Regions from separate parts of the Homo sapiens genome. Here region 1 is linked to region 2. The links are chromatin contacts, found by Hi-C in ENCODE. All regions are on one chromosome and are shown on one strand. The core of a region is the stretch at or near the end of the contact, and the rest is flanking DNA. Distances in the headings are between cores, read along the strand shown. Region 1 overlaps LRMDA (leucine rich melanocyte differentiation associated). Region 2 overlaps LRMDA (leucine rich melanocyte differentiation associated).

The links. Hi-C counts contacts between places; a loop is a spot of excess contacts on that map. Pooled maps may share reads with other maps.
Region 1: a map of esophagus muscularis mucosa shows a loop between it and region 2 (2.6-fold over the local background). The contact joins two enhancer-like sites. A Hi-C loop is called at or near these places in 1 of 168 maps with a recorded cell type or tissue (esophagus muscularis mucosa) and 2 of 50 pooled maps.

What each region holds. Positions count from the first base shown.
Region 1 is chr10:75,661,456-75,664,514 of GRCh38, forward strand. The region is part of intron 2 of LRMDA (leucine rich melanocyte differentiation associated); the gene reads left to right. Among named protein-coding and RNA genes, the nearest start is that of MIR606, 110 kb to the left of the region's middle. Within about 2 kb of position 1,501, at least 7 of the 41 ENCODE cell types and tissues checked have a DNase peak (open chromatin) inside an H3K27ac peak, as active enhancers do.
Region 2 is chr10:75,610,173-75,613,493 of GRCh38, forward strand. The region is part of intron 2 of LRMDA (leucine rich melanocyte differentiation associated); the gene reads left to right. Among named protein-coding and RNA genes, the nearest start is that of MIR606, 59 kb to the left of the region's middle. Within about 2 kb of position 1,404, at least 5 of the 41 ENCODE cell types and tissues checked have a DNase peak (open chromatin) inside an H3K27ac peak, as active enhancers do.

The sequences.
Region 1 (3,059 bases), core at 251-2,750, 51 kb after region 2:
CATCTCTAAAAAGCTACCAAGCAATGCCAATGCTGCTGGTCCAGGGACCGTACTTTGAGTAGCAAGGAGCTAGTTGGTTGATGAGAACCAAGGTCCTCCCTCCAAGCCTGGAGATGTGATAAGAGAGTGTCACCTCTATGAATGTGAGATATATATATTTTTTTCTTTGGCTAGATGAGCAATATTTTGGTAATTTGGAAGGTAATTTTCAGGCAGGTGATATATACACATGAACAAGTGTGGCACCCTTATCCAGGCAAAAGAAACACACATGATGTACAGATTGGCCTTTCCTATGGAGGGAAGAGTGAAATTGAGACTTTAAAGACCCCTTTCATTGAACTTTGTAAAAAGTTGCTTAAAACAGCTGAAAAAATTCTACTCCAAAAAAATGGAGTGCTCAAAACTAAAATAATAATAATGATAATAATAAAATGGATTGAGGCTTGGGTTTCATAAGGCTGTTTCTCAGTTCCAGTATACCAGACAAATTACAGCCTGTGAAAGTAATTTTGTTTCCCCCTACCCTGTACTTTCAGCCTCCTAAGTAGGATAGGAAACCTGGAGATAAGAAACAGAAGGAAAAATGTAAACTGAGGACCTTTTCTTTTGGCCAAATTGAATGTTCTACTTTTAAAGGGGAGGAATTTAGCTGCTTTTTTTTTTTCTGCCAAAATTGCTTGAGTTTTCCATTCATTGTCATTCATTTTACATTTCAAAGTGCAAACTGCAAAGTGTAAAGTTGTATGGTGGTAATACACACAGTAGAATTTTGGTTGACACTTCCAGCTCTGATGAAGTAGAGATGAAATAAATCTGAAACACATCTAAATAGGCTTGGGGTTTGCATTCTATCCCATCTAAGGGAAGCTGAGTAGATCATAGACGGATGCTACTACAGGTTTCGTTATTGGTAATCCTTCGGAAAGCGACACGGAAACACATTAGAACTAACCTCCACTGCCTTCCATTTCATCTAAACAGTGGGGTGAGGGTCTGGGTGGGAAGGAATTTTATTGAAAACAAAGTCTGAAGTAAAAGCAACAAATCTTTACTAGTGAAAAGTCACCTAATTAATTTAGATAAAAACTTTATCATCCCACATGCAAAAAGAATATGTGGTTTTCCGGCTTTGTTATTTACATTAAAAATTACTTGTTCATGAAGTTAAAAAAGCGCAATTACCCTGAATGAGGTGAATTAAGAAAATATTTCATCAGTGTAGCTTGTCTTTTCAACTGGCTGCCTTTTTGGAGTCTCTTGTTGATTTATGAAGTGAAAATTCTGTCTTGTCTTTGGTGAGGACGTTCTGTAGCCTTCCTACATAGTTTTGGTATTTGGGTATGCACATGTTTTTGGCAGCCTGGAGAATATCCTGGCTGCAGTGACAGAAAGACATAACTCACTTTTCGTTTGGTAAAGGAGTAATTAATTTGAACTTCTGGACATGAAGCATTTGAGAGCTGGAACTGGGTGCCTTGCGTAACCATGGTCTGCTGTTAAACTCTTTATAGAAGACTCTTCTTGTTCTTGGAACTTTGTCTGGACTTCAGAGCAGGCTGATTTAAGTGTTGAGAGCCTGGTCTGGCAAGAGTTGTGTTTATGCTTTTCTCTCTGAAGGCCATGGATCTGACCCCTCCAAGGAAGCCAAGCTATTTTTAGGGAAAGTCTAGAGTAGAGTGGCATTTTCTGGGAGAATCTGTGGCATTTTTTGTAGAGGACTCTTAGGGCAGGGATTGGGATGGGGCTGAAGACCCCTATGTCTGCCAGCAGCTTCTCCTCCTCCCCGCCCTTAATGGGCCAAGGCTGTACTTCTGTTAGTGGATTCCATATTTGCTATGGTGGAAGACTGGCCTGTGAGACTTTCCTATAGGAAGTATATGGAAGTCCTCTGTCTAGCAAAGGATTCTCTGATTACCAATGTCTAATTTAACCAGTCTGAGGTGGGAGCCTGGGAAATCTGTAGTTTCTAAAGCTTCCCAAGTCATTCTAATGTTCATCCAGGGTTGAGAACCCCAATATAAGGCCTCGAGTGTGTTCTTATCTTGGTCCATTTCATTCTCCAGCTTCTGCAGATCTCCAGAACTCTCTCAGTTCAGACTGTTATGTTGAAGCCCTGGAGATAAAGGGATGACCTGAGCAGGGTGTCTGCCTTTCAGATACCCACAGTCTACAGAGAAGGGTTATCTGTAGCACCAGCTCACCCTCTCTGGTTCTGACTTGGCCTTCATTGTCCAGTCTTTGGGCTTTTTGTCCTGGTTCTTTTCTGTTACTTGGTCTGCCATCTAGCACTTGCCTGAGCTTCCTAATGTGTGTATTCCCTATGTAGATCTAACTCTGGGCTTAGTTTAGACCCCTATTCCCAACAGCATGGTGTTATAGGAATCCTAAAATGGATGGGTTCCATGGCGAGGACTGCTGGGGAGCCCCACGTCAAACAAAATTCAACACTTGTCTTGACTATAGGGCTCCTTAGAATATACTCAGGGGCCCATGTGTGTCTTTAAGAGGAGAGTAGGGTATACAGTCTTTCCTATCTGTCTCTTCTCAGGAACTCTATCAGGGACCCTCCTGTGGATATCGAATAGTCCGTAAAGTTTACTTTGGCCAGTACTGTTCTAACCTCTGGGAATTGGTCCAGCCTCCACTCTAGAAAATGTAGCTGTTTTTATCCTTGGTCTAGATCGCTGACTCATGTGTTCTGTCTCTGGGCTGACTGGCTCCTCTTTCTCAACCAGTCCTGCCTGTCTCTCCCTGGAATCCAAAACTGTGTGCCACTTACCTTTCATACAATGACAAACCCAAGTGACAGAAATCTCTCCATTTCCTTCCTTGCAGAGTCAGGCAGTGGCATCATTTATCTATTCACAATCCCTGTATTAGGTAGTAGAGAGGAAATGAATTCAGTTCTGCAAGAATTTATATTGACTACCAACTGTATGCCAGGCAATGGGCTTGGTGCCAGGGATACAAAGTTGGGTGATAGTCTGACTTTGCCTGGATTAACTCATGTTCTAAAAGAGCACACAGTGATCCTGAGCCCATATTATACTGTGTTC
Region 2 (3,321 bases), core at 154-2,653:
TGGCATTTAGTACATTCACAAGGTGGTGCAACTGTCACCACTATTTAGTTCCAGCTTTATCACTTTTAAGTATAGAAAATATTTTGAAATAACTGGCAAATTCTTTCTATTGAGAAGTAGTCCTCATTAATACTCATGTAGACACAGACACACACCACACCTCCCACATCCCTCACCACAAACACACACCCCACACACATCATACACCCCCACATACAACATACACACCATTCCTCCTCATACTTCCCTACACCCCACATGTACACACAGCACTCCCTGACACCACATAGACAAACACATACCACACCCCCACATACACACACACACCACACATACACTCATGTATGTAAATATACAAAGTACAGTATATTAATTTTATAGTCTCATCGTGGCCAGAAGGACCTTAGAGAGTCTCTGTCCAACTCCATGGATGAGGGAACTGTGATCATGGCCAGAGACTTTATGGGACTGGCCCATGTTCGGGTGGCAGAGGCAGGCCCAGGTTCCCCAGTCCTGACACAATGTATTTTCTTTAATGTCTTTATAATAGGCAATACATGTTCCCTAAAATGTATTGTTGAACTGAAACCTTTAAGAATCATTTATTCTCTTTGTATGAATGTTTTTCCCTCAAGTCTTGTTTACATTGTGAGCTTTCATAGCAAACCCTTTCTTTGGCCCAACGTAGGCTAAATTTTACCGCAAATTCCAAATGATGGGAGTCGTAAATTTTTCTTTTTCCTGAGTTGGCCTTGTTCTGGTGGAAACTTAATGTGTGTGGAGTAATGAACTATTCTGCTGAGGGGAGGTGGACTTGGGTGACAGCATGCCTCTACTCTTACAGGGTTTGGGGTGGTATGAGGTTGGGGACAGGGAAGGCTGCTGCAGAGGCTGGAGCTGGTGGGGCACTCAGACAGGGGGAGCACAGGGTGAGAGGGGCAAGGACCCCTAGAGAGAAGCCCTGCCTCTTTGGTGTCCTTTGGAGGCAGAAGGTAGGCATTAGGAGTGATGATCTGGACAGGTCCTGTGTAGCTGGGCGTTTGTGGAGGCAAGTGCAGCCCTGATCTACTCTCAGTTGTTGGACAATGGCATGGGCTTGTAAAGTCGATCTGTGAGCAGGACCTTGATCGGAGTCCACAGTGGGTGTGTAGCTGCCAGTGCTTGACTCTGGTTTCATTTCCTTTTTATTGTAATAAAATTTACCATTCAAACTATTTTTAAGTGTACAGCTCTGTGGCATTACCCGCATTCACATTGCTGTGTAACCGTTACAACCATCCATCTCCAGAACTGTTTTCATCTTCTCAAGCCAAAACTCCATACCCATTAAATAGCCACTTGCTATTTCCCCACTCCCCTCCTCCCCTCAGCCCCAGGCAGCCTCCATTCCACTTCCTGTCTCTGTGAGTTTGACTACTCTAAGTTATCTCATATGAATGGATGCATACAGGACTTTTGTCCTTTTGTGACTGGCTTACTTCTGTTTTCTTAACATGACTTTATCAGCAGCTAGCCCATACAGTGCTTCTGGGAGAAGTAGAGAAATGTGCTCCCCTTCTCTGGGTGGATGTAACCCCTGGCCAGAAATTGAGCTTGGCAAGCACAGTATAGGTTGGATTTCAGTCTCCACCTGTCCTTTTGGCCAAATGCCGTCAGCTAGTGCACAACCTGAACAACTGTTCGACTTGGTCCTGTGTATCAGGCCTGCAAAAGGAGATTTCCTCTTGCCCTGGAGCCCCTGGCTGGGTGTCCTCCCTGTTGATACTTTTTTGGTCCCCTTCTCCTATTCCCCAGTTCCCTCTGCTGCCTTAAGGTTCAGTTTTGTTGATTTGCCCCAGACTGGGACCTCCAGAGAATAAAAGGCCAACAGAAAAGGTGAATGGGGTTTCTAGAACAATATAACTCATTCAAATGCCATTTAGTGTGGGCTAGGTACGAATGACTTATGTGGATTAGATTTCCTTTGGAAATACCCAGGGGGTTAAAAATTAAGAGGAGAAGTGTGTAGAAAAATAAGTGCGAGGTTTTACTTATGCAGTGCCTTTGAAGACTAGTTGAAATATTTAGCAAACTGAAAATGCAGCTGGTTGAATGTGCTCTGAACCGTGCTGGGCCCTTTAGCCTACCTCTTTTAATAAACTAGTGGCTGAATTGAAAGCAATCTAGGCAATAATGAATATTCTTATAAATCTCTCTGGTTGAGAAACTCTAAAAATATAGCCAGATCCCAAGCAGTACCTATTTCCTCTTAATTCTACTATAATACTTGAATGATCTTTTATAAGACATTAAACTTTAATTGATGCCATTTTACTAAGCAGATTTTAAAAGCAGCAATGTCAGTAATTGAACTGATCAAGATGACTTTTGTTTATTATGTATGATGTGGAAAGAGGCTTTTATAAAATGTTATTTTTGTTCTGATTTCCAAAGAGTTTGCTTATTTATTTACTTATTTTATTTATATATTTATATATTTGTATATATAAATATATAAAAATATATTTTTGAGTAGTGGATTTAGAGAGGCAATAGTGTGGATAAGAACTGATAAGCACAGATTTTCATGCCCTCTCACTGTGAAAGTATTAGAGAAAATATTGATGCAGAACAAGGAAAAAACTGTGTAAAATAAAGTGTAAAATGAAAAAAAAAACCTGGGTAAAATAATCTAGTGGAGACATTTTTCAAAGTATTAACTTTGGTGGGGAAAAAAAAATGGAAGGTTGAGATTTTGCTCATGTCAAAAGACTTGGCCCAGCCTTTCAACTTTGCTATTGCTTTCGTTGGTTTGCTGTGCTAAGAGCATTACTCAAACGTATGCTATTGTGGTTGAACTTCTTCTTTATCCTTCCTTCTTTTGACGTTCCTGGGCAAGGCTGTCTTCACTCAGGACAGGCATGTTACACAGTGGGGAAAACTGTAGACTTGAAAACCTTGCCAATTTTTTTTTTTTTGTAGCAGTTAACTGTGGCTCAGGATTAAACAGTAAGAGCACTATCTGGCTTTCTTCCTCTTTTCTTCCACAATCCCCCCCACTTCCTCCTGAGTTTGGTCATTAGTTTTGCTGCCTTTGGAGTTTTAAAAAGTTGGATTGTTTCTCTGTTATAAAAATAACACATACATCAGACTTGCAGATAGCTACTAGCCAAGAAAAGAGGCATTTTAGGGGCAGTGAGGGATAGGGGTGGAGACCAGGCAATGAGTGGTGTCCTAAGAAACGGAGAGGATGGAGGGGAACATTGTTGTGTGGACTGGTACACTTAAAATATTTATGGATCAGACAGTATCTCTAAATCTCTGTCCTCCTTATCTGCACAT